Regions from separate parts of the Mus musculus genome. Here region 1 is linked to region 2. Evidence: chromatin loops called from intact Hi-C (ENCODE). Cell type or tissue: gastrocnemius. All regions are shown on one strand. Links, peaks and the distances in the headings refer to the core of each region. The heading gives the core; the rest is flanking DNA.

Evidence for each region. Peaks named below come from ENCODE experiments on the same cell type or tissue, not always from the same donor. Only the 100,000 strongest peaks of a DNase experiment are listed, where the experiment ranks them.
Region 1: a loop joins it to region 2, with 2.5 times the contacts of the local background. A loop is called at or near these places in 7 of 42 quality-filtered maps.

What each region holds. Positions count from the first base shown.
Region 1 is chr14:65,726,437-65,742,422 of GRCm38, reverse strand. It overlaps Scara5 (scavenger receptor class A, member 5), which reads right to left. Exons shown (of 9, transcript NM_028903.2): 4 at 11,228-11,902; 5 at 3,919-3,999; 6 at 2,035-2,133; 7 at 244-291. Among named protein-coding and RNA genes, the nearest start is that of Scara5, 68 kb to the right of the region's middle. In gastrocnemius, for the core only: a CTCF peak has its summit at 7,276; a DNase peak (open chromatin) is centred at 11,552.
Region 2 is chr14:65,596,687-65,612,672 of GRCm38, reverse strand. It overlaps Nuggc (nuclear GTPase, germinal center associated), which reads right to left and starts at 7,406. Exons shown (of 19, transcript NM_001195674.2): 1 at 7,377-7,406; 2 at 5,910-5,970; 3 at 4,430-4,534; 4 at 3,775-3,883; 5 at 2,640-2,862; 6 at 1,311-1,541. The coding sequence starts at 7,406. In gastrocnemius, for the core only: no CTCF peak of the experiment used is centred there; no DNase peak of the experiment used is centred there.

The DNA of each region.
Region 1 (15,986 bases), core at 3,901-11,900, 130 kb before region 2:
ATTGTATATAAGGAATTAGTGGTGCTACAGGGTGCTGTGGGGAGGAAACCTCTAGATCCATCTATACAACCCCAGGCCTACACCCCTAGGGGTTGATGATACATATTGCTGGGCCAGTGAAGGCTAAAAGGGGGGAGGGGGAACTCTTTGATGCTCAAGTCCCAGAGTGTGGTTTCAGCACCTGACCTTTGACCACAGGCTTCACCTGTGCCCCAGAGTACGGACCCAGCAGAATTTCCTTACCAGCTCTCTCTCCTCTCTCTCCTTTCTCTCCTTTTGGGCCTCGATCACCTGGAACGGAAGGAAAATACGTGTTAGGAATGGAAACAACACACTACAAATAAGATTTTTTTATCTATGGACTTGCTAACTCAAGGCCAGCGAATCCCTCAGGCAGGGGCCAGCAGCCACCAGAGGTCGCTGTGGAGAAGATAATTATAGTGTCTGCTCTGGTCATAAGGGAAAAGAAGGGTCCCATGAGAAAGCACTTTAGAGCCCCATCTACCATATAGCATCAAGGAATGCCAGGCAGGAAGCGAAGTTAGTCAGTGTTGGAGAAATTCGCACTCCAGCTCATTGGAGAGGAAGGGGTTGAGCTCCAGCCGTCCATGGAGTCAGGTTCTAAGTCAGGCTGGTGTTTCTGGTAGGGCAGTTTCCAAGGACTTGTGGAACTTCCTGTCCAGGGTTGAGTTAAAAGGTCAAGCCTCTCTTAGCTTCCATTTCACTCTACAAAGAAGGAGAACGTCCTGGCCCTACTCACTCAGTGGACAACAGAAAGGCGGGGGTGGGGGGGTGGGGGGGTGGGGGTGGGGATTCTACTTTAAAGGTTTCCCAACATAATCTCTGCAAGTCCAAAGCCCACTGCACACTGTGGTGAAGAAAGCAGTCAGAATTGTCCGGGAGAGAGTATTTACTGTGATCCCAGGTTTGAAAAGAAGGAAAGCAATCACATACATGGTTGAACGTGTTTAGAGAAGTATCCACCAGTGTGTGCTCCAAAGATTTCACCGTGGTTATTCTGAAGAGTCGGAGCCAAAGGGGCCAAAGAAGAAAGGACTTCCTGTCTACTTTACCCTCTGTGTATGTCTGTGCTGTCTAGTCATTTATCAACAAGCATTGGCTCTTTTTATATGGTCTTTTAAAAATATCACATATTTTCAATTAGGATCATAAAGGAAAGACCTCAGTCCACCTGAACACTAGAGAGTAGAATATGATTTCCAAAGACAGAAGACCGCTCAGTCACAGGGTGTATGTGTGTTGGGGCAGGGGTGATGGTGAGCAGTACTTTTTCTGAGTTGTCATGGTAATGAGTGAAATGTAGGCAGTCAGTGCAAAGAGCATCAGGTATCCTTATCTTGTATGTATGTATGTATGTATGTATGTATGTATGTATGTATGTATATATGTATGTATATATGTATGTATCTATCTGTCTATCTATCTATCTATCTATCTATCTATCTATCTGAGACATGGTCCTCCATGTAGTTCTGGGTATCCTGAAGTTCACTGTGTAGACCAGGGTGGCCTTGGAATCACAGAGATCTACCTGCCTCTATTTCCTGCTAGGATTAATGGTGTATAGCATACCTGGCCAATCTGACAATCCAGACTGACCATGAAGAAGTAGATTCCCATGAGGATGAGCAAGGGAACTACCCACGGGAAGAAGGAAAAATATCAGAAGAAGCACGGTTGGCAAATTAAACCGGAGAAAGGAAATAAAGTTGTAAGCACGGGGACTGGAGGGCATGTAGAAGGAGAGGAGGCTGGTAAGACTGAGGACAAGTGATAAAGTGCTTGCAGCCTGGCTCTGTTCTCAGAGACCCCTCACTAGGTTCCCTGCTTTTATCTCTGCAACCTGTATACATATACCCATGCACCCACACATGCATGTGTGCACAGGCACACACACACACACACACACACACACACACACACACACACACACAGCACTCTCCTAGATGGCTCCTATGCTACTCAAGGACTGAAGGAATGTGAGCCCTAGGGTGTGTCAAGATTCAGTATTACCTTTGAATCCGCGCATGCCCATGGGGCCCGTAGCCCCTAGCTTCCCATCATCACCCTTGGGACCAGGCAGTCCTGGGTCACCTCTCTCTCCTGGCAGACCTGGGGAGAGAAGACACAAGGGTGCAGCTGCAGACTCAGGTCCATTAGATGCCCTTATCTAGTTTAATAATTAATATGAACTTGGTCTTCCATAGCCTCTGCTTTCCCTTGCTTAGCATCCTACAGGGCAGCTCAGAGCCTCCCCATACACACCTATATCACCTTTCCCTGAACCCTTACTCTTGAAAGGCCTAGTGTTGTTGTGGTAGTGGTAGGGCCAGTCCCATTCAGATACCTGCAAGCATGCTGGATTTCTAAATTCTGTTTACTCTTTGTGTGCAGGCATAAAGAATCTCATGTAATCCTTATGACATGCATGGGGGGGGGTGTTATTTATACCCAAACTTCAGATAAAGAAACTAAGGCTCCTGGATGCTTGCCCCAGGGCACACAGCAAAGGGCTTTGGAGGCAGGATCTGAGTCCCCTTCTTTCTTACAGAAAGTTCATGATTGGTTAACATCATGTCCTGCTTTAGGCTAAGGTTCTCACTGGTCATTAGGGAGGAGAATGCTGTGGGGATGGCATTAGTGAGTGGGAAGAGTCTGAGGTGACGCCTTAGCCTATTTAAAGGAAGAGGGGGAAAAAACACAAATGAAAAAAACAAAACACTCCCTTTCTTTCCACAAACAAAGTGTCAAAAGCACAAGAATGTCCACAAAACCAATCAATCGGTACATAGGCGGCCATCCCATTAGGCGCTTTGCTCCAGCTTCTTGGCTATCAGACACCGTGGCCACAGCCTGCACTGGATGTACCACGGAGAGCCAGAATCAACAAACACTTTTATGGAGTGAGAGCCCAAGGCCCAAGGGTCCTGACCCAAAACTAGTCATCGCTGTAGAACACAGTTTTCTTAATCAAGTTCCTAATTGTTCTTTCCTGCTTGGAGAGCAAGCTGGTTTTCATTGGGCCTCTTTTTCCACAGCACAAGAAACCTATCTCCCAGTTATTACCCCAGGGCTAATAGCAAATGACTAGGGGAGGCAGTGGCCTCCCAAGGGTGTGAGGACGTCAAAGAAATTGATGGAATGCCTTTCTTTTTCTTCTTGACGTGATGCATCTGTTCCCAGAGTCTAAGAGTCCTGTGGTGATCTCTGAGTCTACTGCAAGATGTGCCCGAAGGGCCCCCACCCTATGATTCATGAGGCAGGAAAAGTGGCTTTTCTGTCCTGAGAGCCTCAGGGCATCCTCCGATGTGGAGCTGAGGACAGAGGGGAGGTCAGGCTGGAGCACTCCCCTTCCATGCCCTATCTTCTCCCCTCGTCTGCAATGTAGAGATTTGGCAGGAATAACCCCCTAAAATAAATAACCAGACCCTTCCCCGCTAAGCTTCCTCTCCTCGCATCATCTTGGAGCCACTTCACTCAGCAGAACGTTGCATGCAACACAGGAATGGGCACACTCAGATGTTTGTCCGAGTCTCCGATAGGAAACTTCTGAGACTATGAGCCTAAGAAAGGCTGCAGGGCATCAGGCAGTGAGATGGGGCAGCAGAGCGTCAGGCTCCTAGCATCGCAGACCGTCTTCGCTTGAAGGCCCTGGCCATGTGAACCCCGATTCCTATGTGGGCAGCAGCTTAGTGAATCTGGGGACTCTTGGGAGTCCCTTCCTTCAGATCCTGGTACTTCTTAGGGAAAAGCATTTGGCCCATTCTACGGTTAAGTTGACAGCTTCCTTGTTACCTGGTGGAAGAGCGAGCGGTGGCTGTCTATCATCCCTAGGAAGAGCATGTCAGGGGTAGATGTGAAGCACTCCCCCAGATTCCTCCCAGTGTACCCCATTACCTCGAGATCCAGGAAGTCCAGGGCTACCTGGCTTTCCCTCCTTCCCTTCATTTCCTTGGTCACCTTTGGGTCCCGGTGGCCCTGAAAGATGACAACAAGAACAAGCAGATTAGAAGGTTAGAAAGCCAGGACACTGGTGGAAAAAGCAAATGATTCTCTCTGAGAGGAGAGGAAGAGCCAGAATTCTGGGCTGGAATCATATAATGGCAGCTACTCAGCTTTGCGGGCACCAAAGGGGTTTCCATGGAATCCCATTCAGGAAGAAACAGGTCCTAGCTAAGCGAAGAAGGGTGGAGGGTATTCAGGGGATATCTGTGTCCCTCTCAAATCCATATGTTCTTACCCCTAAGGTTATAGTTTGGAAAGGCGGGGCTATCTGGGTTTAGATGAGGTCATAGGGATGGGCCCCCCTCAATGGGGTTAGTGTCTTTATAAAATGAGGAAGATCAGTTATGATGGACTATCACTGTAGCCTAGTATTTACTTAGGAAGCAGAGGTAGAAGGATGGTGAACTCAGGGCCAGCCTGGGCTATAGCATGAGACCCAGTCTCCTGTCTGGAGTTGGGGGATGCCATTGAGCTTGGCACTAGCCTGCCTTTCCTCTCCCTTCACTTCTGTTCCTTACCACCCAGCCCTACCCCAACATCTCTCTCTCTCTCCCTCTCTCTCTGTCTGCTAGATCAGAATATGGCAAACAAGTGGTCATGTACACGGCAGGGAAGGTAGCCCTCACCCGAATCCAACTACTCCAGTACCCTGAACTCAGACTTCCAGTTTCCTGAGCCGAAAAGAAAGCAATGCCTGTGGTCAAAGCCCCCCAGCCTGTTTCAGTGGTCAGGGCTGACCGAGACATAAGGAAGAGGGAGAGATCCCGTGCAGAGGGAGCATTCCTACAGGAGCTGAAAGCAGCGATGCAGCTGTGTAAGCTATGGTGAACCGAGCAGCAGGAGCTCAGTGGACTGGGAAAGTGGGAGTAATGGAGGCTGAGGTGCTGAACTTGACTCTGACCAGGTAGGTACGAGGTTGGAAGGGGCCTGGTAGGAAAGCCACATCAAGTCTGCGCACAACAAAGGGAAGAAGATGGCTGGGCTGTGGTGTGAGAGAAAGACAGAACAGAAAGAAGGTGAAAGGCAGGGGCTGTGGTCCATCGAGTGGGAGGTGGAGGAACCCTGGGTTAGGAAAGGGGCCATCGGAGACAGAAGGAACAGCCAGACTGTTTAGAATGTAGGATGGCTGTTGGCTCCCTCTGGGGACGAAGTGAAGAAGGAGGCCTAGCTAAGCTTAGGTTTCAGCGGGGCACCTGGGTGGAGGATAAGTGTCTAATTACTTATGGATGGGACTACCTCCCGGGAGAGGCTCCGGTGTGGCGGAGACTCAAGTATACATGACTGAATTCAGTCTCCACTATACCTATGCCATACGTTCAAGTTACTCGTCTGAGGCCACACAGGCAGACACAGTGATCTCGGTCCAGATCCATCTGGCACTTATCCTTTCTGCCACACCCACGAGGCCAGACGTCTCACCCTTACCACCTTCCTGCCACTCTTTCAGTCACCCAGGAGGCCTCCCTGTCAACTGCCCATGACTAGGATCTGAGGATGCTCCTTGTTGTTTCTGCTGCTGCTCTTTCTTGGTCCCATGGTTCCTGTTGGCACGGGTGCAACCCAGACAAGCAGATCTGGTTTGCTTTGATGTATCCTGTCTACCTGACCCTGCTGTGGGAATCCAGGCTGCAAGCACTCACCTTCAGCTGTACTAGATGAATAGTTCAACTCATCTGTCCCCAGAACATCCTCACCTTCCTTAGGACATTGGGTTTCTGCAGATGCTGTTAGTTAAGGGCATACGGGAGAGGGACGGACCCTAATCATGTGACCAGACAGAGACACAGGCTGACAGAAGCAGAGAGGGGAGGGAGGCATCTATAGGCCATAATTGCCCCAGCCACTAGAAGTTCAGAAGACACCGGGATAACTCTCTCTCAGAGTTTCAGAGGTGTGTAACCCTATGGATGCCTTGGTTGAAGGCTGGCAATCTCTCGACAAGAAACTGTTATTTTTAGCCCCAGTGTGTGATGCTTTCTTTCCCTGGAACCCCAAACACGCAGGCTCTTAGCAGAGCAGTGTCTTGCACAATCAATGCTTGACAAATGAATGAGGATATGAGACCAGAGGGTGTTAATACACACAAAACAACCTGGCTGCCAAGATCAAGATGTACTGATACATTCCAAAAGTTGGCACTGTCCTCAGACCCTAACCGAAGCTGACAGCTATTTAACAAATTCAATGGTTCGAGAGCAAAGGGAAAAGTAGTTAACTTTTTTTTTTTTAAATTCACAAGTTATGTAAAGCATTTAAGGAAAGCTGGAGTTTTTAGGTATCACCATATTTTTTATCCCAACTCTCGGATAACAGGGTCAAGATGTGAAACCTGTTTTGCCAAGAGTTATACAGGCAATGCAAGACGGAGCTAAGATGCAAATGAGCTCCATCACCTGACCCTCTTCCCCATCCCTGCCCTGTACGGAGCTGTCTCCCCTCCTGCCAAGCTCAGCAGCAGAGGAAACCTAGCACAGATCTCTGTTGCTAAAGCTCACCCAGTCCAAAGACTTCACCCCATTTCACTCTTCATCTCTCCAGGACCTTGAGCTCCAGTTGCTACAGCTGTGCCAACCCACAGCCTGCATTCTGAAGTGACATCTGGGCTATATGTGATTACAGCTGCAGTTGCACCTAGGTTGGCCCACAGAAACCCCCCCCCCCCCTTTTTTCTTTTATCTCTCAGAGTTTTATAGTCACACTTCTTGTTTCTTATTTTCTGAGGTAAATTACAATGTGGAAGGTCTGTCTGCCATCTGAGCCCACACGGTCCCTGCCACTGACGGCTGTGCCTTGGTTTTCTGGTGATGCTACAGGGCCCATGAGAGCATCCTGACTCCTTCCTCACTCAAAACATCTCTACCTAAGAGAAGGGCAGGGCAGAGACTGTAGTTCCATTCCACAGCCAGAAGAGCGGCACCCACAGGAGGGGCAGCCCTGCTGGAGAGATACTCAAGGGTAAAGGAACGGGAACAGGATGCACCAATCGGCTCACCTCCACAGAGTATCCCGCATCCTCTTTGAGGAAGGTAAGAGGACAGATGGTCACACAACCTACCCAGGACCTGTACACACACCCCAACCCTTCCAGAGCAGGTATGCTTGTTTTACAAGTGGCTCCATTCACAGATGTACTTTTAACTGGAAGGCAGAATCCCCTTGTCAACCCTAGACCCAGCCACAACTCCTTTACTCACACACCTGACAGAAGGCACTGGGGGGGTGGGGGGGGGGAACTCCCTCCTCCATCCACTAGGTGGTGTTTTCTATCGAAAACAAAGCAGCTGCCAGATAAAGCTGCCTTGAAGACTTGTTTTCATTCATCAAGAGGGTTGACATTTGACTTGGATAAGTCATTTTCGCTCCTGGGGTCTTGTGGTTCTCCACTGTGATATGGGAGGATTAGACCAGATGATTTCAGAGGTCTATTCCCATTCCAAAGAATTCTAGAAAGTTTCCATTTTAGCCATCTGCATATGGCTTGGGTGGCCTGCCTCAAGGCTTGCTGTACCAATGTGTTCTGGCATGTCTCCCCTCTCTGATTTTCCTTCCTTCTCTAGGGATGCCTCCCTCTGTGATGATCTAAGTTCTCTGTGCCTTTAAATTGCACAGGCAGATTTTGACAGAACTCATCAATGCCAAAAGATCCAAAGCAGAAGAAAACACTGCTTTGCAGTGAATGTCTACGAAAGATGAACTGGAGTAGAAAACCCTAGAAAACTGCACGGCAAAGTGAGAATGAAAATCGTCTGCAGCTCCAGGATAATGTAAATGCTCTCATCTTTGAAAAACACTGCAGGCTTGTACAACCACTCTGGAAATCAGTCTGGCCGTTCCTCAGAAAATTGGACATAGTACTACCGGAGGATCCAGCAATACCTCTTCTGGGCATATATCCAGAAGATGTCCCAACCGGTAAGAAGGACACATGTTCCACTATGTTCATAGCAGCCTTATTTATAATAGCCAGAAGCTGGAAAGAACCCAGATGCCCCTCAACAGAGGAATGGATACAGAAAATATGGTACATTTACACAATGGAGTACTACTCAGCTATTAAAAAGAATGAATTTATGAAATTCCTAGCCAAATGGGTGAACCTTGAGGGCATCATCCTGAGTGAGGTAATACATTCACAAAGGAACTCACACAATATGTACTCACTGATAAGTGGATATTAGCCCAAAACCTAGGATACCCAAGATATAAGATACAATTTGCTAAACACATGAAACTCAAGAAGAATGAAGACTGAAGTGTGGACACTATGCCCCTCCTTAGAATTGGGAACAAAACACCCATGGAAGGAGTTACAGAGACAAAGTTTGGAGCTGAGATGAAAGGATGGACCATCTAGAGACTGCCATATCCGGGGATCCACCCCATAATCAGCTTCCAAACGCTGACACCATTGCATATACTAGCATGATTTTTGTTGAAAGGACCCAGATGTAGCTGTCTCTTGTGAGACTATGCCAGGGCCTAGCAAACACAGAAGTGGATGTTCACAGTCAGCTATTGGATGGATCACAGGGCTCCCAATGGAGGAGCTAGAGAAATTACCCAAGGAGCTAAAGGGATCTGCAACCCTATAGGTGGAACAACATTATGAACTAACCAGTACCCCGGAGCTCTTGACTCTAGCTGCATATGTATCAAAAGATGGCCTAGTCGGCCATCACTGGAAAGAGAGGCCCATTGGACACGCAAACTGAATATGCCCCAGTACAGGGGAACGCCAGGGCCAAAAAAATGGGAATGGGTGGGTAGGGAAGTGGTGGGGGAGGGTATAGGGGACTTTTGGGATAGCATTGGAAATGTAATTGAGGAAAATATGTAATAAAAAATATTTTAAAAAACACATGCTCTTGAGTATTTATGAGTATGAGACAGAAAAGAGCAAAGGGGTGGAACATGGTATCTGCTTGTCTGTATGTGTGTATACATGTGAGCTATGCATGTAGGATGTCTGTGTTTGTGTATGTGTGCACATATATGCAAATATGAGTCATGCATTCACCTGTGTGTTTGATCATACATGTACACATACATGTGAATTACACATGCAGGTGTGTGTGTATATGTGTGTGCTGGTGAGCTATGCATGGAGGTGTCTATGTGTATGCTTGTGCATGTATATGCCTATTTGTGTACATGTGAGTTATGTATCCAGGTGTATGTACATATGAACACATGTGAGCAGTGCCTGCAGGTATCTGTGTTTGTGACTGTATCTGTGTGTGTGTGTGTGTGTGTGTGAGTTATACATTCAAAAATATGTGTGTGTGTATGCGTGTTTATACGGGTATGTATAGGCAAGTATGCATATGTGTGTGTGTGAATATGTACATGTGTGTTCAGAGAGGTATAAATTAGAGACAAAATAGAAAGAATTATGGCAGGAAGGCCACTCTAACAACAGTATAAAAGTTCACAAAAACATACTAGAGCACTCGGAACAGGCAGAGCTAAAGACACCAGGATGACTATAGCGCCCTGTGGTCACTGTGGAAACTCAGAGGAGGGACTGCGGTGGTGAGGAGAGGACACAGGGCTGGAGGAGATCTGAACTGGAAAGATTCAGATGGCTCTGTCTACCTCTCTGTTTGGGGACAGAAAGCAGACAGGACCAGAGGGAATGCCCCAGAAGACAAAACAGGAGTCATAGAGGCATAGCCTCACAAAGGCCAGAATCCATGCCTGGTTCTACTCCCACCTCATCCTGTAACCTGGGCAGGCTCTTTATGCTTTCTGGGTCTCAGTGCCCATGGCAGCACCCAAGAAGACAGTAACACTTCCCTAGACAGGTACTGCTCTTAAGAGGTGCTGTGTGGCATGCCCAAGGTATGCCCATGTGCAGCAGGTATACCAATGAGGACAACTTCAGTAGTGCCAACTGCCAGACTACTCAGGGTCTCATGGATCTCAGAGCCGGGCAGGAGAGAAGACAGTGGTTTATCAGAAGAGATGATCTGGGTCTCTAGGTTAACAGCCGCTGAGTGTGCTGGCTAGTTTTATGTCAGTTTGACACAAGCTACAGTTGGAGGAGAGGAGGGAACCTCAATCAAGAGAATGCCTCCCTAAGATCAGACTGGAGGCAAGTCTGTAGTGCTTGTGGGTGGTGCAACCCCAGTGCTGGTGGTTTGGGGTTCTACAAGAAAGCAGATTAAGCAAGCCATGAAGAGCAAGTTAATAAGAAGCACCCCTCCATGACCTCTGAATTAGCTTCTGCCTACAGGTTCCTGCTCTGTTTAAGTTCCTGCCCTGACTTCTTTCAATAATGGACTGCAGTGGGAACCATAAGCCCAATAAACCTCTTCTCGTTTGCTTTTGGTCATGGTGTCTCATCACAGCAATAGCAGCCCACTCATTAGTAACTTCATCTGTTCAAATGCAGGGTCTTTTTATAGAGACCAGTCTGGCCTCCATCTGTTAATCTTTGCACCTCTATTTCTCAAGTGCTATGCTCACAGGCATGGGCCAGCACACAGCCAATCCTGTTTAGGAAATAAATTTAGTGAATTCAAACATACTCTACCTGACAAACATAGTTTTCTTCTTTTGTTTTGGTTTTGTGTTTGTTTGTTGTTTTCTGTTTTGAGACAGGGTCACTCTGAGTAGGCAGCTATCCTGAAACCTTGCTCTGTAGACCAGGCTGGACTTGAACTCAGAGATTCTCCTGCCTCTGCCTCCTGAGTGCTGGGATTAAAGGCATGGGCCCCCACTGACTGGGCAAACATTTTTCTAACTGTCTAGTAGACCAAGATCAAGTTTGGAATTCTCCAGTCCTAGAAGCGCCACTCATTAGGACCTTTGCCACTGGAGAACTTCTCTGCCCTCCAGTCCAATCCTATAGAAGGACCCTCTTCTGTCTCTTGAAGGCTGCAGAGGGTATACCTAATCTCTGACCACCCACCCCATCACCATCCACCCGTGGTTGTTTTCCTGCCTAGGGTCCATTCTCTGCTCCAGGGATGCTTACTGAGCAGAGAGACCCAGTGAGGCCCTGGAAATGGGCACAGGCCATTTAGGTAGGACATTCCAGAGTCATACAGTGTAAGACATAAAGGTGGAGGTGTAAGTTTTAACTGTCACTCCAGGATGGGTCCTCAGGATGAACTTTGCAGGGGCGGGGGGGGGGGGGCCTTAGTAGGGAATGTAGGCAGGAAGGAGGAACTACGGACAGGGTAGTTCACCCAACTACCTTTGGCAAGGGTGATGTTCCTCAAGGCGATGGAGTGTTCCCAGTCCTTCAGACGCAGGTCCTCGGTCACCACGTTGAGTGTGGCCAGCTCCTGCTTGAGCTGCATCTCCATGTCCATGTGCACCAGCCGCATACGGCGAGTGTCTGCGCTGGCATTGCTCACCAGCACCTGCAGGTCCTGTAGCCACGTGCTGTGCAGGGCCACGTCATAGGACAGGCTGTGGTTGAGACCACGGAGCGCACCGCCCACGTCAGCCAGCTCCTCCCCCAGGACCCCCACCCTGCGTGCTAGCCCATCCAGCAGGCCCGCGTGGCGCTGCAGCAGTAGCTGGCTTCGATTGCTTTCCACCTGCAGCTGGTAGAGTTCCAGCTGTGCGGAGTCACTCTGCTGTCCTGTTCGGTCCCGCAGCAGGGCCATCGCCTGCTCAGTCTGTGCCGCCTGCGCGTGCAGCCCCCACAGCGTGCCCTCCAGCCTCTGCACCAAGCCGGCCAGGGCCAACAACGAGTCTGTCTGGTTCTGCAGCGCATCCTGAACCTTCCACACCTGCTCTGTCAGGTCTGCCTGCAATGGAGCCTGCAGCAGCCGCAGCTGCATGTCCCGGAGGCTCTCATTCAGCCGGTTGACGTTCCGAGTCAGCGCCTTCAAGTCATCTGGGGAGCTTCGAGGCCGGGACACTGTGGAAGAGGTGAGGAGTGAGAAGGGGTTGAGTGGAGAGGTCCAAATAACAACAGGGAAGTCTATGGCATATAGCAGGTACTCAATAAAAGGTGACTGAAACGGAAGGGTAGCTGATAATGAATGTGCTTCAATAGATCCCAGGCCCAGTGGACCCCAGACTTATCTGTCACTATAATCATCTGCAGATATTGTTGATACCAGGCAGGATGTTGGCTTTGGGACTTTAAAAGATTCCTAGCAACTCTTAAGTTAGAGCCTAGTGTGATGGTTTATATATTCTTGGACCAGGGAGTGGCACCATTTGGAGGTGTGGCCTTGTTGGAATAGGTGTGTCACTGTGGGTATGGGCTTAAGACCCTCACCCTAGTTGCCTGGAAGTCAGTCTTCCACTAGCAGCCTTTGGATGAAGATGTAGAACTCTCAGCTCTGCCTGCGCCATGCCTGCCTGGATACTGCCATGTTCCCTCCTTGATGATAATGGACTGAACCTCTGAACCTGTAAGCCAGCCATGATTAAATATTGTTTTTATAAGGCTTGCCTTGGTCATGGTGTCTGTTCACAGCAGTAAAACCCTAACTAAGACACCTAGTTAGTGTTCTGCTGCACAAATATACACATCATGTATTAGGCTGATCCACAGGAAATGGACATTATTTTCCATTGGACAGACATTGGATGTGAACAGTTTTATGGAATTCAATTGTCCCAAGCTGGGCAGTGGGGGTGCACACCTTTAACCCCAGCACTCAGGAGGCAGAGGTAGGCAGATTTCAGCGAGTTCAAGGCCAATGTGGTCTACAGAGTGAGTTCCAGGACACTCAAAGCTATAAAAAAAAGTCTCAAAAGAAAAAAAAAGATATTGATTGTTTTCTCCACTGCCCAGGGCACTTCCTGGCAGAGGTAGAAAGGATGTGAGGGAGGGAGGGGTGGGGCTGGGGGTGGGCACTGTGCAAGGATGCTCTCCAAGTGTGGCAGGGCCTTTGTACTCAGGCACTTACAGAACCTGCAGAAGACTGAGCTGTCAGCGTTCTAGAAGGGAGAGGGGTGTATGAGGCCCCATCTCCCCTGAAGATCTATTGGCAGTTAATGGTTGCCAGAGAAGGGAGATGTTTTCTTCAGTGATAGGTCTCTGGTTAGCTGCCTGCACACCTCTAAATACTGTTCACTGGTGTTCCTGTAAACAACTCTCATTAAACTTACACACACACACACACACACACACCCTGAGAGAAAGAGTGTTTGTGTGTTATGATCCCTTCCACTATAGGAAGTAGGTACCAGCAATGGTCGAAAGTTCTCCTACAGGAGTTAAAGACCTAATAGCCAATGACGACATTAAAAGGTGAGGTCTTTTGGAGGTGACTAGGTCATGAGGGCAGAACTTGTGCATGAAGTCCAAGGAAGCTGTCTACTGTGACCCCCACGGGAGGACACACAAGAGGTACCATCAGTCACTGAATCATTAGGAACTGTATTAAAGGGTTGTAGCATTAGGAAGGTTGAGAACCACTACTTTATGCCTCCCTGAGAGCTGCTTAAAGCAACTCCGTCTGGCAATAGGCAGAACCAGGCTGACAGCTACAGTGCTGAATTTGTGCCTTCTTCCATTCAAGATCTCATCTCTTTCTGCTGCAGCAAGAGCACCCCCAGGCAGGGGAGAGCATGTCAGATCTATTCTTAACCCTTCTCTGCCCTTCTAGATTTGATACATTCCTGCTCAGCAAAACAAGCCACTCTGCCCCTCCCAACATTTCCTCATAGAGAGGTCTTTCCCCTTGTTATGAAAAATCCTAAGATAAGACATCTTCATCACTGGGTTCCATCACATCATCCTGGTGTCTCCTGGGAGCTCATGCAAGCTGGGTGCTGAGGTTTCTAGGGACACATGGGCCTGTAGAGCCTGAAATGGAAACCGGTAGCTTCAATGGGATTGGGGCAGGAAGAACTAGATAATTCTGCTTTGGAAATCTTGAAACCCAGAGCACCAGGAACTTAGTCCAAAGCTTAGTCAAACAAGAAAACTGACAGCATAACTTCTCTTTGAGGACTCTGTGTTAGGAATCGATAAGGAGACAGGAGGAATGTTGTACTGGCTGGTCTCATGTGTCAACTTGACACAGCTGGAGTTATCACAGAGAAAGGAGCCTCCCTTGAGGAAATGCCTCCATGAGATCCAGCTGTGGGGCATTTTCCTCAATTGGTGATCAAGGGTGGGAGGGCCCATTGTGGGTACCATCCCTGGGCTGGTAGTCTTGGGTTCTATAAAAGAGCAAGCTGAGCAAGCCAGGGGAAGCAAGCCAGTAAGAAACATCCCTCCATGGCCTCTGCATCAGCTCCTGCTTCCTGACCTGCTTGAGTTCCTGTCCTGACTTCCTTTGGTGATGAATAGCAATGTGGAAGTGTAAGCTGAATAAACCCTTTCCTCCCCATCTTGCTTCTTGGTCATTATGTTTGTGCAGGAATAGAAACTCTGACTAAGATAGATGTTGGGGGTATTGCTCATATTCAGTATTGCAGAGACATACTTATACACCATGTTGTCAGAAGGAAGCAGGCCATGCCACGCATGAATTGCTAGCTTGGCATCTACATACTGATGGTGGCTTGCTCGTTCTGAGATACCTCTTCACCTCAACCGAGATACTCTTGGAGAAACACAAAGTTGAAACCAGCAGAAGTAACTCGGCACTTCTAGATGACTCAGCATATCTAGAAGTTCTTGAGTCCACACAGCCACAGAATGAGGGAAGGACACAGGGAATGATAAGGAGAGAGGCACAGACACCGCACACCTCAGAGACATGGCTGACCCCTGAGCAGCAGGGCAAGCCTGAGCCCCAGAAGGACTGACTGGCTCTGCTCTGTTTTCTCCCTGTGAGATCCATTGTCTGCTCAGATTGCCAGCCCCGTGAGTTAAGAGAAACGTGAAGATTCGGTGCCTGTCTCTCATTCTGAGGTCTTAAGTATCATGAACGTAATTCTGCCCATGAAAAGGGAAAACAGGAAAACAGGACATGAAAGTTCTGGGACCACATGATAACTCGCTGCTGTACGCCTTCCGTGATGTTCCTGGAATCACACAGCATTGCTGGTGACCCCTTTTGGAGGACGCAAGTCACTTTAGATAAGATTCTGTGGTGTGAGATGTGCAGGTTCTATACCCTAGTCAAAGAGAAAGAGAGAAAGAGCCATGGATAGCAACTCCAGTGTGACCAATTCCAACATGAGGAGAATGTAAATTATTCACAGTCAGAACAAACTGAAGGTAGAGGGGCTGAGGAAGCACTCAGCAGTGCCTTTCATGGGTCAAAGCAATGGGGGAAAGTCTAAGCAGAGCCCCAAGGCCTCACTCAGCCCCACATTGCTTAAAATCTACACTTCCCCTGTTCATTTTCTCAGGACTAGGCTTAGACTCCAGACACTTTGGCTGCCTTCTATACTGTTCTAGTCTCTCAACAGCCACTTACATGTTGAACGAGGGTATGAACAGTCAAAGAGTCTAGCAAAAGGGTAAGTTCCTTTAGTCAGGAGACTTCTGGTGAGGTGACCCAAGTGAGGCATGCTCAGCCCCATCTGCTCTCCACAGCCTCTGGTACTGAACGCCTCCCCCATTCTCCTGATGAAGAAACTGAGGCCAGGAGGTGGAATGACCACTAATGACACGCCTCCTGACTCATGTTCCCGTGGCCACACCATTGCTGCCCTCTGGAAGCTGAACTGAAGAGATGTCCATATAAAGGCAGCTTCCAGGGAAACGAAACAGTGAGCAGCCAGAGGCAGCGTCCACAGGACTGGGAGCTGGAGAGACCACAGACAGTGCTTGACTAAGTGTAAAATCAGTATGTCTGCACGTCCCACCCACATTGGCTGAGGCACTGAGATGGGACAGGTGGAGAACAGAGATCTCAGCACTGTCCCATCAGTCTCTGCTCAGGACACCTCAGAGCTCAGATACACCTCAGTTCCTCAGGGGTAGGAAGGACACCCTGAGGTATGGGGTGTCCTGGTTCTAATGTGACTGTAAGATCCCGGGCTGAAGTCACAGGAGGAATTTAGGGCTGCATTTGCCCAGAGTCCAG
Region 2 (15,986 bases), core at 2,709-10,708:
AAATTAATGTGATTTTTTTTTCCTAAATGTTGCCTAGAGCATATTTTTTCCACATGGCAAAAGGCAACTGTAAAGAATTTAATTACTGGAAACCTTGTGGATAATTATAGAAAGTCAATCACGACATAATCATATTTTCCAAATTAAAAATTGATCAGAAAATTGATCTTTTAAAAGGGTTTTAGTTTTTAAAACTTCCAAATATATATATATATGTATATGTATATATATATATAATTTGATATGTAGGGTTTCCAGAACATTTCAACAGTAAGTGGGAGAGGGCATAATTTCCATCCTCCTGTTCCCGCTTAGACACACTGGGAACAATGACCCATTCATGCCAGCAATGAGAGAGTAATTCTCGACTGAGACACCTCAGAGAGCAGAAAGGCTGGAATGTACAATGATCACTGTCGATCAATGTCTGCAGAATGTTCCAGAAAGAAAGCAAGAAAGAATGAAGTTTCTTTTTCTAAAAAAAGTGCTTAAAATCTATGCCAATTTTAAAGGTAGGAGGAGCATCCCGGTCTTCATTCATAGCAGCTGAATGTCCATCTGTTTAGGGAGCTAGGTAGTGAGGATGCTCTAAGTCGCTCAGGACAAGTCGGGCTAAGAAGCAGCTAAGAAGAGCTACTTAGCCCGGCTCTGAACAATGACATCCACACAGGTTTATCTAGGGTGTTTCTGGGGATGTCTACACTTCCTGGAAGGAGAGATACGTTTGGTGCCAGCATTCATCTACTTCTCTACTTCTTTCCACTGGAATGTCTGGCACTTCAGCAGCAACCCTATGACTAAGAGGCAACAAGCACCACGGACGGCCAAGGACACCACAGAGATGTTGAATTTCACATGGCTGAGTCACAAAATCAATCTAAGACCCTAGTATCCCCAATGTCTCTTATGAGAAAAACGAGTAAATTTCACAGACTTAAGCCTTTATATAGTTACTATATTATATAATATAATAGATAATATGTAATGTAATACATAATGGGTATGTATAATATAATAAATACACATATATTCATTTTCATTCAAAGCCATCCCAAATTCATTCTCAACTGACTGTAGTATTTTCTAAGCATAAAATCTCCATTTGGAAATCAAAGGTTACCATCTGTAGGCATAAACAATGAAAGATACCTTGGATGGTGGATAATGGTGGATTTGGGTACCAGTTTACTCCCCCCGCCAAAAAAAAAAAAAAAAAAAAAACCACTCACTGTACCTTGGACAACTCCCCTGGATAGATTCAAGTGTTATACATAAGATGTATGAAAAAGAAAAAGACATCTTGACGTTACCTCCTCTGCCTTTAGAGTGATGGTTCTCGAGTTGGGAATCCTCCCTCTGGGCTTCAGCCTTAGCAACTCCTCGTAGTGCCTCCTTTCTGCCCCATGGCCATAGAGCATCCGTAGCTTCTGGGCAGCTTCTTCCGTTGCATCATCCCTGTCCCACAAGTCTGCCTCCTCTTCCCCAGACTGCTCTGCTCTGTGCAGGAGCTTAGTCAAGTCCTTCAGTTCTGCCTTCCACTCCTGCCAAGGCAGAGCAAGGAGGACCACAATGCTTGTGACAGAGTGATAGACAGAGGGAATGGTAACAAGAGAGAATGGAGCACAGAACGCCAAGGAGGGCCGGAGGTTGCAAGCAGAAACCTAAACCAGCTACCCCAAATCTCTTGTCCTGTAAATGAGTGTCCTGGTTGGCTTCGTCACCAGCTGGAGACACCCAAGACAAAGAGCTTCACCTGAGGAACTGTTGGTCTGTGGTCATGTCTGTGAGGGACTGTTTTGATTTTCTCAACTGATGGAAGAGGGTTAAGCCTATGGTGTGTGATGCCATTTCGGGGCAAGTGGTCCTGAACTACATAAAAATCAAGTTGAGGATGAGCCTGGGCCAGCCAGGGAGCGAGCCAACAGGTTTCTGCCTTGGAGTTCCTGCCCTGACTTCCCTCAATGACAGACTGTGACCTGGAAGTAAAGCAAGGAAATAAACCCTTTCCATCCCTCAGTTAGCCTTCATCTTGATGTTTGTCACAGCAACAGAAAGGAAACTAGAGTAAGGGGAAAGCAGAGGCTTAAAGAGAGGAATGGCTGGCCCAAGGGTCTCATTAGGACTTGCCTCAGGGCCAAAGCCAGAAGAAGCTCCATCTCACTCTACAGAATATTCTCATGTCATTGTGTTTCATTATACAAATATGCTATAGTTATCTGTGCATATGTGTACATGTTTGCCCACATGTGTGTTAAGGCAGGGGTTGATATCAGATGTTTTCCTCAATCATATCTCCACATTATTTGATTAATTGACTGAGACAGGGTCTCTCACTGAATCTCACCGATTCTGCTAGGCTGGCCTGCCAATGAGTATCTCTGTCTCCCCGGTGCTGGGATTACAGACACACATGTTTCTCCCCAACCCCCATGGATGCTGGAGGTCCAAACTTAAGCCTATGTAAGCACTTTACCAACTAAGCCATCTCCCCAACCTCTGTGCTGTACTTACAATGAATGTGATTGCAATCTATGGTGGCTCAATGAGGAAAAATTCAGGGAAGAAAGGAAAAGAGGGAAGAGCAAGAGAAAGAAGATAGAAAAGACAAGAAGGGAAAGCAGGAGAGAGGGCCAGCATACCTGATCGGACAGAAGGTGAATTTTGGCCTCATACTGCTCACAGCAGCCAGAGCTCACTTGTACGATGCATGATGTGCAAACACTTTCTCCAGACACAGGCAGAAACATTGCTTGCCGGATGAGGGCATTGATCAGAGAGCTCTTGCCAGCTCCAGTGATTCCCAAGAACCCCACATAGACTGGCTCCAGTGGGGATTTTTCAATCAAGGCAAGAAGCCGGTTTCTGCATCCATTCCAAAATATACATTAACTATGAGACAGAGCACACCAGAACAGAATGCAAAGAAACCAAGCTCTAGTCCTGGGTAACTTGCTATACCCTTCCTTTATCTGAACAAGGGGGAGCATTCGTCCCTGTTTACTACACGAACCTGGGATGGGGAAGCAAATGGAACTAGATTAAAAATGCTTGGTAAAGATAGTTCTCCATAAGCCGGGCAGTGGTGGCGCACGCCTTTAATCCCAGCACTTGGGAGGCAGAGGCAGGTGGATTTCTGAGTTCAAGGCCAGCCTGGTCTACGGAGTGAGTTCCAGGACAGCCTGGCTACACAGAGAAACCCTGTCTCGAAAAGCCAAAAAAAAAAAAAAAAAAAAAGATAGTTCTCCATAAACATTGTACTGTTCACATAGACATGTTTGTGCTCCATGGAAGCTGCATATTCTTGTCTCTAACAAAACTCATGCAGAAGTCCGGGGAGCATTCCAGAGTGCCATGAGCTAAGTCAACAACATCCTTGACTTTCCCAGGGGCTTTAGGATAAACAGTTCATGAACTCAGTAATACATGGTTTGGCTGGGTTTGGAGCCTTTCCACTTATCCACAGTGTGACTTGGCTCGATGACTTGGCCTCCCTGAGCATCAGTTTCAGTATAAATGGGACAATCCCACTAGCTCCTACTTTATAGGGGCATTAAGAGGATGAAATGAAACTGTGGGTTTGTAAAGTGTACAGTAGAGAAGCTGTCAACAGTGACCACACAACAAATGGCTACTATCAATGTTTTAAAAAGAAAGCCTGCAGCCATAGGGATTTTTCCTCCTATTGTTCTATGCTACTTCTAATTAAAAGCACTTTTGGTTTTTCTTGGGGAAGGAGGGTAGCATCAGATAGGAAGGTGCAGATCCAAGACTTACATGAGATACTTGAGTCCGCTGGGAATGCTGTCATCCAGGAAGACAGACTGAATCAATTTCTGATAAGTGTTGCTCAAGACCCTCCTGGTCCGACACTCCAGTTTTTCATCTGGAATCAACAGAAATGGAGTGTCTGGGACGTACCTGGTAGAGTAAAAGTACCAACTCTCCAAAGGAAGCCGCCGAATACTGCATGGAAGGGGGATAGCTCAGTGGAAGGAGAAGCTAATTAAATCAGAGAACAAGGTGTCCTCCACTGGAGCTAGGCACTCACTGTGTCAGAGCTGACCACGTCTACAGACCAGCGCATGCTGTGCCCGCTTACCACAGAACTTATGTGCTGCCATGGACTTTAGCCCTTCTAGATCATTCCCTTCTGCAGATGCTGTATAAACACCCACCAAGGCACCTAGCTAAACATCTGTCGTCTTTTCATTAGGAAAAGGCTATTTTGATAACACCCCTCCTCCTCAGAGCAGCCTGGAGATGAACAGCCAAATTACAGAAGTCTGTAGAGACTCTATGGAGCAAATACATGCAGAGATGTCTCCTGGCCTTCAGAATTGAACATCTTTCCCTCTGAGCATCTTCACACGTTCCTAACAGACAGAGTCATGCTATCCCATGGGCCATACCAGCATTTCACAACACTCACATTCCTTAAGAGCACTTTGCTCTGCAGAAGGAAAGGCCTGGAATTGCCGGTCTCGATGCAACCTGCGTCTTTTCCTAACAGGTTCTTTAAACAGATCGCAGTCAGCTAGGGATAAACAGAATATACAGAATTACAGGTTGAGGGTGGGCCAAGGATCTTTGCCTCTGCTTTGCCAATGCACACAATCAAAATGCCTCAGAACACCCCAGTCATTTCCACCTGTCTGTTAGCACGTTTGGAAGCAGCTCTGGGGGGTTGTCCCAATTTAGGACCTAATTCTCAGGTCCTTGTACTGGTTGCGCTTTATATCAGTGACTTTTGTATTATCTGTGCAAGGCACATGATCTTATTGTATCTGTGGTCAGGAAGCAAGGAGTAATGTATACCGGGGCACAGCTCACTTTTGCCATTTTATTCAGTCCAGGACCCCAACCTAGGGAATGGTGCCACCCACATTCAGAATGGGACTTCCCACCCCAATTAGCCCACTACAGGAACTCCCTCATAGACATGCTCATAGGCTGGTCTCCTAGGTGATTCTGGGTCTTGTCAAGTTGAGAATCAATGTTAACCACCGTGCATCTGGTTTCAACATCACTCTCTAGGTACAAACTTCTATTTGCATGTTCTCAGAAATACCACACACACACACACACACACACACAGAATTAATAAAGATTGCAGGATCCAGAGGGGTCAAGGATACCACAAGAAAACTAACCTGGACTCAAAGAGGCTCACAGAGACTGAAATACCAACCAGGGAGCCTGCATGGGCTGACCTATGCCCTCTGCCCATATGTTACATTTGTGTAGCTTGATCTTCTTGTGGGACTCCTAACAAGGGGTTGTCTCTGACTCTGCTGCTTGCCTTTCCTCCTACTGGGTTGCCTTGTCTATCATTAATAGGAGAAGAGGTGCCTAATCTTACTGCAAGTTGATATACCATGGCTGGCTGATATCCATGGAAGGCCTGCCCTTTTCTATAGAGGAACAAAGGAAGGGTGGATGGGGTGGGAGTTAGGGGGATATGGAAGAGAGACTGGTAGGAGAGGAGAGAGGGGAAATTACCTGTGGTCAGGATGCAGATGGATGGATGGATAGGTAGGAAGATAGATAGATAGATAGATAGATAGATAGATAGATAGATAGATAGATAGATAGAATGCTTCTTGGAGATTAAATTGGGGAAACCACCCCTGCCTTATGCTTCTTCACTGACATTAGCAGTTACTTCCTTAAGCAAGACAAAAATCAAAATCAGGAGCAGTAGATCTTTGAAGTCTGCAGCAGTCATTTGCTTACATGATGACTTGATTATGAGATGAAAGGCTGGCCGGAGCCATAAACTCAAGGAAAGCTGTACTTTAGGTTTATAAATATACCTTCTTGGTGCTGCCTGGATAGAAGGAGCTAATGGATTGGTTTCTGAGGCAAAAGTGCTAGAAATTATCCTAACCCAGTGCTTGTTTGCTGTTTACCAGGGGAAACGCCTTGGAATGAACTGGAATAGCCGGTCCCAAGAGGTGCTACTCCGAGCTCCTGTAAAGAGGGTATGAGGCTTAGTGTGGCCTAAGAAGGTCCTGTTCTTTGATGAATTAATGAGGCATTTCAGTGGGAACCCAGGGTAGCAGCCTACGCAGAAGTCCCAGAGTACATCACTGGGCTCCAGATGTGGGTCTCTCAAACATCATGCGCGCACACATACACGATCCCACCACCTCTTCAGTCTTGCTTCTTCTAACACAGATTCTGCTGCCTTCTGGAGCCAGCTCACACACCATAGAAGATTCCAGTGCAGAGCCACATACGTGCCAAAGCTTAAAGGGCTGACACCTCACGCGTCTGCTGTCACGGATGAAAAAGCTTGTTCCCTGGATCTTTCCATCCCAGAAAATGATTGATCTCAACTGGAGAAATCCATCCTGGCTCAACTTCAGAACCGAATTAGAACTAAATATGAAGTGTTTGCTGGCTCTGTGGCTTCAGCCAGAGAGGAAGAGGCAGAGAAGAAAAGAGTATGCTACTCTAAGGCCTGGGCCAGCTGCATGCCAAACACATGCAGGAAGCAGCTCAAAATGTCAGGATTCATGCATGGTCATCTATGAAATAGCATAAATGGGTGTCTATTTTGTAACTCAGGGACTCTTGTGTGAACAACGTTCACACAGTCTCTTAGCCATATGCACAAAACAAGGAGCAAACCCATCTATCTAGAGCTCTTACTTCAACTTTGTATTATTCAGCGGTTAATCTGATGCGAGCAGAAGCTTGGGGTAAGAATTTAGATAAAATAACAGGTTTACAATTCTTTTCTCAGTTCCCAAAATGAAAAACTACTTGGAAAGGATAAAATAGTCCATCTTGGATTTATACCATGAGTAGGTATTATTAAACGGTGGCTGGAATGAACTGGCCTGAACTTGGACCATATTTCTTGTTATCAAGAGGGGTGGAGAGAAGCAGGAGGTGTCACTATTGAAAACCGGTCCCCAACCAATGCAGCTCTACGGTCAATTTGGATCATTGCTAAAGCAAAGGGTCCCCGCCTTGGTTCTGAGCTCAGACCAAGGGACCTGGAAGTTGTAGCTCTTTTTATGTATGCAGGCAGGCTTCAGGTGATGGGTGCTACCCATATAGTTCAGAAGTGTTGATTTCATTTCCCCTAAGGGAGTTGTTTCCATAGTGGTGAGTAACATTTCCCTTTTCAGTTCTGAAAACAAGGATGATTTAATACATCCCTATTCCTGTACCTGGGAGCTTCCTTCCCAAGGCTTCCTCAAAGAGGTACTTGCTGTGGCCCAAGAGACCTTCCACCAGGCCACTGAGGGAGGCTCTTTGCCTGCACTGACTCCAAAGGGACTCATCATTCAATGAGACACTTCATAGGCCTGTCTCTCTCCTTCTAAGAAAAGCCACCTGCTACTATTCCAAGGGTCTCACCTCACCTCCTTGGATTTCATAGAGTCCAAATCCATGTTCTAGAAACCTTATTTTTACGGTAGGAACCCTCCCATACATAATTGATAGTTGAATAGGCCACTTCATTATGAATAGACTGCTTTGTTGTTTTTTAAGATTGGCATCCAGTTCTTCCTAACTTGTTAGAAAATAGCATCCAACTAAAAGAGCCAGGGATGACAGCTGTGGATGGAGTTTCAGCCTTTGCCCGACAACAGTAGCCAGGTCCTACTTAAGGTCATTTCAGGGGTGTTACCTGAGTGTGGTACCACACCCACCAATGCCTCCATTTCTTCCATGTCTGGCTTCCTCCGTTGCTCCTTTTGCCAGCTTAGGAAAACCAGCCTGAAAAATCAAAGAACAAAGAGGAAACATGTGTACATTTAAAGTACAAAAAGCAACCAGGAGGAGTATCAATTCCACAACTTGAAAGAGAAGCAAGAGAATCAAAAGTTCGAGGCCAGCCTGGGCTACACAACAGACCCCGGTGACTCATTCAAGAACAAAAATACAAATCTCCTAAAGTGAGAATACATAAATATGCTTGTGTTTTGCATCTGCCACTAGATCTCAATGTTCCAAGGAACAAGGAACAGCCTCGCTTCTCGTTGAAACCTGTACAATGCCTCATTGAAACCTGCGCAATGCACCACATTACATGTGACAAAGGTCAACATGTGACCATTGGGTTGCCACACACATGTATCTAGGGAGGTTTACTCTGATATTGCCTGAGGTCTTTAACTCCTTCTGAAGTGAGAATAAGTGTCTGGTGACCAGAGCTGTGTCAAGTTCTACACATTGGTCGTTGTGGGCAAGACCAGTGCCCCTAGTCAGGTGAGCTTGAACCTATGCCAATGCCATTTATTTCCAGCAAGTGTCATCAGCTGGAAGCTAGGATATCTCCGTGCCATTTCTCAGGGATGGAGTTTTGTTGCTAGATACTAAGCATGGAAGGAACTATGCAGTAGTTTAGTCAACGACCTTCCTCACCGCACTTCAACAGGAAGGCGCCTTCCTGGAGGTTGGTTATATGCAGCCCTAAGGCATGGGGCATCTGCAGGGGGGCGGGGGCAGTAGTATGTAAACATCCAAAGGATATGTAGAAGCTGGCCTGTGTCTGGGTCACTGGTACACAAGGCAGGGCATGCCTATGAAGAAGATCCAGGGTGCTATGGAGGGAGGCTCAGACTAGATGACACTACACAGAGCAGATATGCTGCCCTGGAACCTCTTTCTCTACCCACATAGATGGTAGTATGAGGAACACAGGAGGGTTACCCAGAGTCTGTAGCCACGACTTCTGTGGGGAAGCACTCAGCTGTGCACATCAAAAACAGAGCTACCAGCCCTTCTGAAATATGCAAAACCTTCCTGCTGCATCTTCCCCCCCCCCCCCCCCCGGGCACTAGTCTCACAGACCTTAGTGAGACAGACTCTGAATAAGGCAGACTGGACCTTATTTACACACGACCCCCAAACTAAAACCACAGCTCATCAGTTGAAATGATCTACTCTTAGCTCAGCTTGCAGATCTGACCCAAGTAAATGGCTTTTGTGCTTGGCACATACTAGTTCAATGTAGTACTAGTTCAATGTAGTGGGATGCTGATTGTGTGCAAGGTCAGAAGCACTATGGCTCTCTAGTCCATCTCCTGCAGTCCACTCTCTGGCCACCCGCATCTTCCATGGTTCTCCAGGGAAGGGAGTTCTGGTGAGTTTCCACAAACCTGTCACACTGGAAGCCCTGCCGCCTTTCTTCCCTGTAAACTACAACGCTTTATTCAAGATTTTGTTCTTGGAATTTTTTTCTTCAGTAGGGTTCCTGAATTGCTAATCATCGCTTTCTCAGGCACCTACTGTTCTGGAAATGGTCTGGTTATGAAGACCCCTCTTTTCTCTCTTTACTTCCCTCCCTCCTCCTCTTTCTTCTTTCCACAGCATGTTTCTATGCATCTTCAGCCCAGATTGGCCTCCAACTCATGACTCTCTTGCCTCAACCTCTGGAGTGCTGAGCTCATAAGTTTGTATGTAGCACTATGCCCAGCTCACTAACCATGGTTTATTTAGGTTTTCTCCTCCTTATGGAACTATGAGTTCTTCAAGGTTTTCTGATACTCGAGAAGTCTGTATGTGTATGACCGTTTGGTAATGGACAAGATAAACCTTAAGGCATCTGCAAATGCCAAGATTCTAGGTTCTTATTTGAAGTGCTTAGCAGAAATTCTGGAAGAGGAAATGCTCAGAGTCACATTTCACGAGAGACTTCTAACTTGAAATACTTGAGGCTGGAGAGATGGCTCAGCCGTTAAGAGCATTCTTGCAGAGGATCCAGGCTCAATTCTCAGCACCCACATAGTGGCTCATGGCTATCCATAACTCTGGTTCTACAGGATCCAGTGCCCTCTTCTGATCTTTGTGCATAACAGTCACACACACAGTGCACAGGCAAAACACCAATAAATAAATAAATAAATAGTCTTATGGTTTCTATTCCTGTGCAAAGCATCATGACCAAGAAGCAAGTTGGGGGAGGAAAGGGTTTATTCAGCTTAGAGTTTCACACTGCTGTTCATCACCAAAGGAAGTCCGGATTGGAACTCAAGCAGGTCAGGAAGCAGGAGCTGATGCAGAGGCCATGGAGGGATGTTCTTTACTGGCTTGCTCAGCCTGCTCTCTTATAGAACCAAGACTACCAGCCCAGAGATGGTCCCACCCACAATGGGTCTTCCCACCCTTGATCACAAATTGAGAAAATGCTCCACAGCTGGATCTCATGGATGCATTTCCCCAGCTGAAGCTCCTTTCTCAGTGATAACTCCAGCTATGTCAGGTTGACACACAAAATCAGCTAGTACAATAAATAAATAATTTTAAAATCACCATTACTGGGGCTGGTGAGCTGGCTCAGTGGTTAAGAGCGCCGACTGTTCTTCCGAAGGTCCTGACTTCAAATCCCAGCAGCCACATGGTGGCTCACAACCATCCATAACGAAATCTGATGCTATCTTCTGGAGTGTCTGAAGACACACTACAGTGTACTTACATATAATAAATAAATAAATAATTTAAAAAATCACCATTACAAAAACTAAACCACATATGGCCACTCTAAGTAAAGCCTGTCAGTGACTTCAGCCATAAAATGAGGAAGTCACAGAGAACTTTGCTATTTTCTATAGAATAGTGACTTGGTGAGCCATCATCACAGAGAACATTAGCCATCATGTCCCCACTATGGACACTGGAGACCAAAGAAAATGTATGGTCCCACTGTTGGACAAAAATCTGTAGTTTGCCAGGACCAATCTGTATTCTAGAATTCAAATTCCAGGGGCAGAAGGAATAATGAGTCCAAACAAAACCCAAAGAACAATTGACCAGTGAGCAAAAGCACTATTGCCTTACTGACGTTGGGCTACACAAACACTTCTCAGACTCTTGGATTTGAAGATGCTCTGAGAGTCGTCTTGGGGCTAAGGCTCTTTGGCTTCAGAGCGATGTAGATTAAAGCACATTTTAAAAAGTACACACAGTTTAGGGAAGACGCAAGCATGCTCACTGGAGTCTGGAACACAAGCAGTGGTTTGGGCTTCATTCAGGGTCAGGGGTAAGTTCAACTGACTTCATTTACTACAACAACAGTACATGATGTCCAGAATGGTCTGTTGGCACAGATCTGTGCAGGGTTAGACTGAGTTTAGCTGCATCAAAAGCAGACACCAAATCATGAGCCTCTCACCAAAAACCATCACAGTTCCAGTACACAAGGAACTTGTGACCGCTGACTGACACATGGAAATAAATGGGAATTCCTTGGAGTTATAGGAATTCAGGTTTCAGATTCTTCGTGCCAAATCCAAAGACTGTGTAGAAGGGCAATTTGGTTGGCAAACTGAGACGCTATAAAGTGGACAGGAATCCTCCATGAAGACAATCAACAGAAACCTCCAAGGGGCAAGACGGTCAGTATGGAACTGACCGCTCTAGTGGCAAAGGCCATTTTGCTTCTCATTCTGCTACCAACCACAGAGCTGTGGAGCGGTGGGACTTCTCACAAGTCACCTTGTCATTCTGAGCCACCTCGGGCCTCCCATCCATAAGTCAAGGTGTGTTCCCTGGTGTAACAGATGCTGAAGAGATGAGCATCCTCATTTTGAAATGTCACCAGCAGCTTAACAGTGATGAGGGCTCCCAAGCTATGGAGCAGTGCAGTTAAGACAGCCCCAGGGCCAAGTCTTAAAGAGACCCACACCAGAATCTGCTTCCCTGCAAAGGGAGGTAATAATGGTGGAGTATGGTGGGAAAAAAAGAACCAACACAAAGCAGTTCACCTGTAGACTGTGCAGACCAGAGAGCTTCTTCACGCTCGGGTTATTTTGCTTGCGTTTCAGTTGCACGATCAGCCTTCTAGTTTTGCTTTTAGGGCTTATTTACATTTGCATGCTCTGAGCCCAAGAATAGCATCTTTATGTGATGCTCTGTGGGTTATGCTAGCCCGGGGACGGGTGCCCAGTGCTGATTTTCTGTTAAAGTAACTGACTTCTGACAGTTATTCGTGCCTCTTTCAGCCTCCCTATCTTTCGCTTGTCTTTGCTTATGGCTGTATAAAAGGACAGTAAGGAAGGTGATACAAACTCAACATCCCTCCCAGTGAACAGCTATGGAGAGTTGAATTAAAGAAGGAACGTCAGGTTTCTTATTTTATGGATATGGACTCTGAAGAATAGAGAGGGCAAGGAACTTGTCCAGAGTCGCACAGTAAGGTAATCGTCACTTCACAGCAAGGTCAAGAGCAATTATTCTACAAAAGCTCTCAAGCCAAGCCTTCAGATTCCTGAAGGAAAAGAGGTGGTTACCATTTAACCAATCAGCCAGTGTGTCCAATGTTAGGTACCCGCCAGAGGCAGAGAGGGCATGCAGTAATGTGTTTTTTTGTCAACTTTCCACCTAGGTGAATAAGTGAGTAAGTAAATAGATATTATCTAGTTCTGATGAAACAAAATTTAACCTTTCCCCCCCCCCACTCCCAAGTTTGTCACAGCAATGAGATGTAGCATTTTTCTTTTCATGCACCCATGTGAAATCAACAATTCCTGAAATAACTGTTTTTATTTTGGGAGGAATGATTTTGGCTTGCCTAAAATGATGTTTCATTTTTTAAAAAAATCAAAATAATATTTATTCTGTAATATTTTAGTATATTGGTACTTACATGGCCCTAAAACTCACTCACACAAGCAGTGTACTGGCTAGTTTTGTGTCAACTTGACACAGCCGGAGTTATCACAGAGAAAGGAATGTCATTTGAGGAAATGCCTCCATGATATCCAACTGTAAGGCATTTTCTCAATTAGTGATCAAGGGGGAAGGGCCCCTTGTGGGTGGGACCATCTCTGGGCTGGTAGTCTTGGTTCTATATGAGAGCAGGCTGAGCAAGCCAGTAAAGAACATCCCTCCATGGCCTCTGCATCAGCTCCTGCTTCCTGACCTGCTTGAGTTCCAGTCCTGACTTCCCTTGGTGATGCATAGCAGCGTGGAAGTGTAAACTGAATAAACCCTTTCCTCCCCAACTTGCTTCTTGGTCATGATGTTTGTGCAGGAATAGAAACCCTGCCTAAGACAAGCAGGAAGGGGAAATTCATTTTTTCTTAAGTACTAACTCCTCTTGGGCTAAGGGCTCAGTAGGTAACAGTGCTTTTCTGCACAAGCCTGACAACAGCCCCACCCTCGGGACACATGTCAAGGGTGAGCAGGAGGATGTCCCTCATTCTGGCTTGCTTGCTGAGGCAGGAGGCGGAGACAGGAGAATCAGCTGGAAGCTCCCAGGCTACCTGGAAAACAGCAAAAGAAACAACACACCCTGCCTCAACAAGGTGGGAAACAAGAAACCTGTAACTCACTCTCTAAAGTCAGCCCATAGAGGAGAGACGAGTCTCCCATACAGAATTCCAGTATTTATATGGCTACCCCATCCTCACAGGCAGAAGCACAGCTCCCCACTCCGTGGGCCCTTTCTGTGTGCCGGCTTCCTCCAGGGGACTACAGTATGGAAGCCAGAGGGGAGGGAGGAATTTCCCAGTACCACCCGGCAGCCAGGAGATCCAGGGCAGGCCAGCAGCACCAGCTCCAGGAGCTGTTGTTTATTCTCCCTGAGGTGTGACAAGAATGACTTCAGCTCTGTGGTCTTCCTCCCCTAACCCCTAATTCTAATCTAAGAAGGAAAAAAATACCAGAAAAAAAAATGCCAATAGCGGAGAATCCTACAAAGTTCCAGGCCAAAAGCCTTCCAGATTGTCAATACCATCAAAAACAAGAAAGGTCGCAGGTGACAGCCAGGAAGAACCTATAGAGGCAGAACAGCCAAGTGTAATATGGTATCCTGGATAGGATCCTATAGTAGATCCGGGACCCTGGATATACACTCGGAACCACCATTTCACTGAGACACAGACACTACTTAGCACCGATGCAGTCATATGGACTCACTCATAACTAACCTACCACTCCAGTATAACCAAAGGCTACAGAAACTATTTTCTCAAGTTTGCTGTATATCTAAAACTATTCATTTTAAGCCTCTATTATTTAAAAAAAAGAAATTCCACAAGCCATAGTACAAAATACATAAGAGAAACAACTTACCAAATGTTGTTGAACAGAGCACGAAAAGCAAAAGGTCCCCCCCAAAATCCCAAACAGTGTTTGCTTCAGTTCCAGAAGTGAGCAGAGCCACATCTACACACCGCTGGTGCAGACATCAAAGACTAGCTGGATAGGGCCCTTAGTGGTCACATTCACAAAGCCACACTTACAAACACAGCGGAAGTGAAACTAACCACAGAAGGTTATTTGCCCCAGCCTCCTCCCCCAATATGCAGCTATTCTACGTTTTATTTTCATTTAAACTTCAATCACACGTGAACTGAGGACTGTGCACACACACACACACACACACACACACACACACACACACACCGCTGTCTTCCCACAATCAGGCAGGACTGGACCGTTTTTCCTTCCTAAACAGTTTTCAGCATCCTGCCATGACGGATGCACTTCCTCTGAGGATAGCTGCTATCCAGATGGATGCCGGGCAGGAGAAACCAAGGGCTGGTTCCCAGATACCCAAATGTGCATGAGGGAGGTGGAAGACACAAACTCAATGTTACCCCCAAATACATTCCATTTGGATTTGGATTTGGATTAAAAAAAAAAAAAGTAGAAAGTCAGGTTCAAATAACTCTTTTGGAAAATTAAACTTTATATCTTAAAAAAAAATAACTATTAAACGATTTATTTATTTTATGTATACGTGTACTCTATCTGCATGTATACTTGCATGCCAGAAGAGGGCATCAGAACTCATTACAGATGGTTGTGAGCCACCATGTGGTTGCTGAGAATTGAAAGCAGAACCTCTGGAAGAACAGCTGGAGTTCCTAATTGCTGAGTCATCTCTCCAGCCTGTTTTTTTATTGTTATTTATTTATTTTTTTTAATGTATCTGTTTTCTTTTAAGACAGGGTCTCAGTACGTAGCCAAGCCTGGTGTTGAACTTACAAAAATCCTTACATTAAAAAAAACCCAAAAAACAAATGTTTTTAGAGTGCCACCCAGTAGCAGAGAGCAGAAAATAAAACCTCCTTCCTTACAAAGATTGGCTACTCTGTTGATCAAACCGAGTACAGGGGAAAGTGAATTATTTCAACCTCCAGCTGCAGACTGTTATTTCTGGCCATCAATTTGATCATTACTACACAATGCTCAGGGACTCTAGGTGTGTGTGTGTAGTCAGAAAATAACAAAATTAAAATGTGGGCAGAATTAAAGATAAATATTTACAGTATCTCAAAAATTGCTTTGAATTTTTAACAAAACGGGTCTTCCCTACATAAGCAAGATACTGAAATAGAAATATGAATTTCAGAGACCTTCCCCCTTACATGTTTTGCACTTTCTTTTTATACTTTTGCCAATATAAATTTCAAAACAGAGACAATCAACATGAATATCACAAGATCACCACATACAGTCATACAATACATGCTTAGCCTGCCCTCTCCTGGCGATTTTCAAGCCACAACGGCTAACTATATTCAGAAGTGCTATTAAATCACTTTAAAGTAGGCTGGGAACTGTTAAAGATGCCTGGCTTCTGTTTGTTTTGTTTTGTTTTTCGAGACAGGGTTTCTCTGTGTAGCCCTGGCTGTCCTGGAACTCACTTTGTAGACCAGGCTGGCCTCGAACTCAGAAATCCGCCTGCCTCTGCCTCCCGAGTTCTGGGATTAAAGGCATGGGCCACCACTGCCCAGCTGATACCTGGGTTCTTTATGGCAGCCTTAGCACCTGAAACTGTACATGGACACTAATATCAGGTTGATTAGAAGTCTGGTCACTCTGCCAGGATGGATTCCCACGGAACTCAATGAAAGTATCTGTACTGGCTAGTTTTGTGTCAACTTGACACAGCTGGAGTTATCACAGAGAAAGGAGCTTCAGTTGAGGAAATGCCTCCATGAGATCCAACTGTAAGGCATTTTCTCAATTAGTGACCAAAGGGGAAAGGCCCCTTGTGGGTGGGACCATCTCTGGGC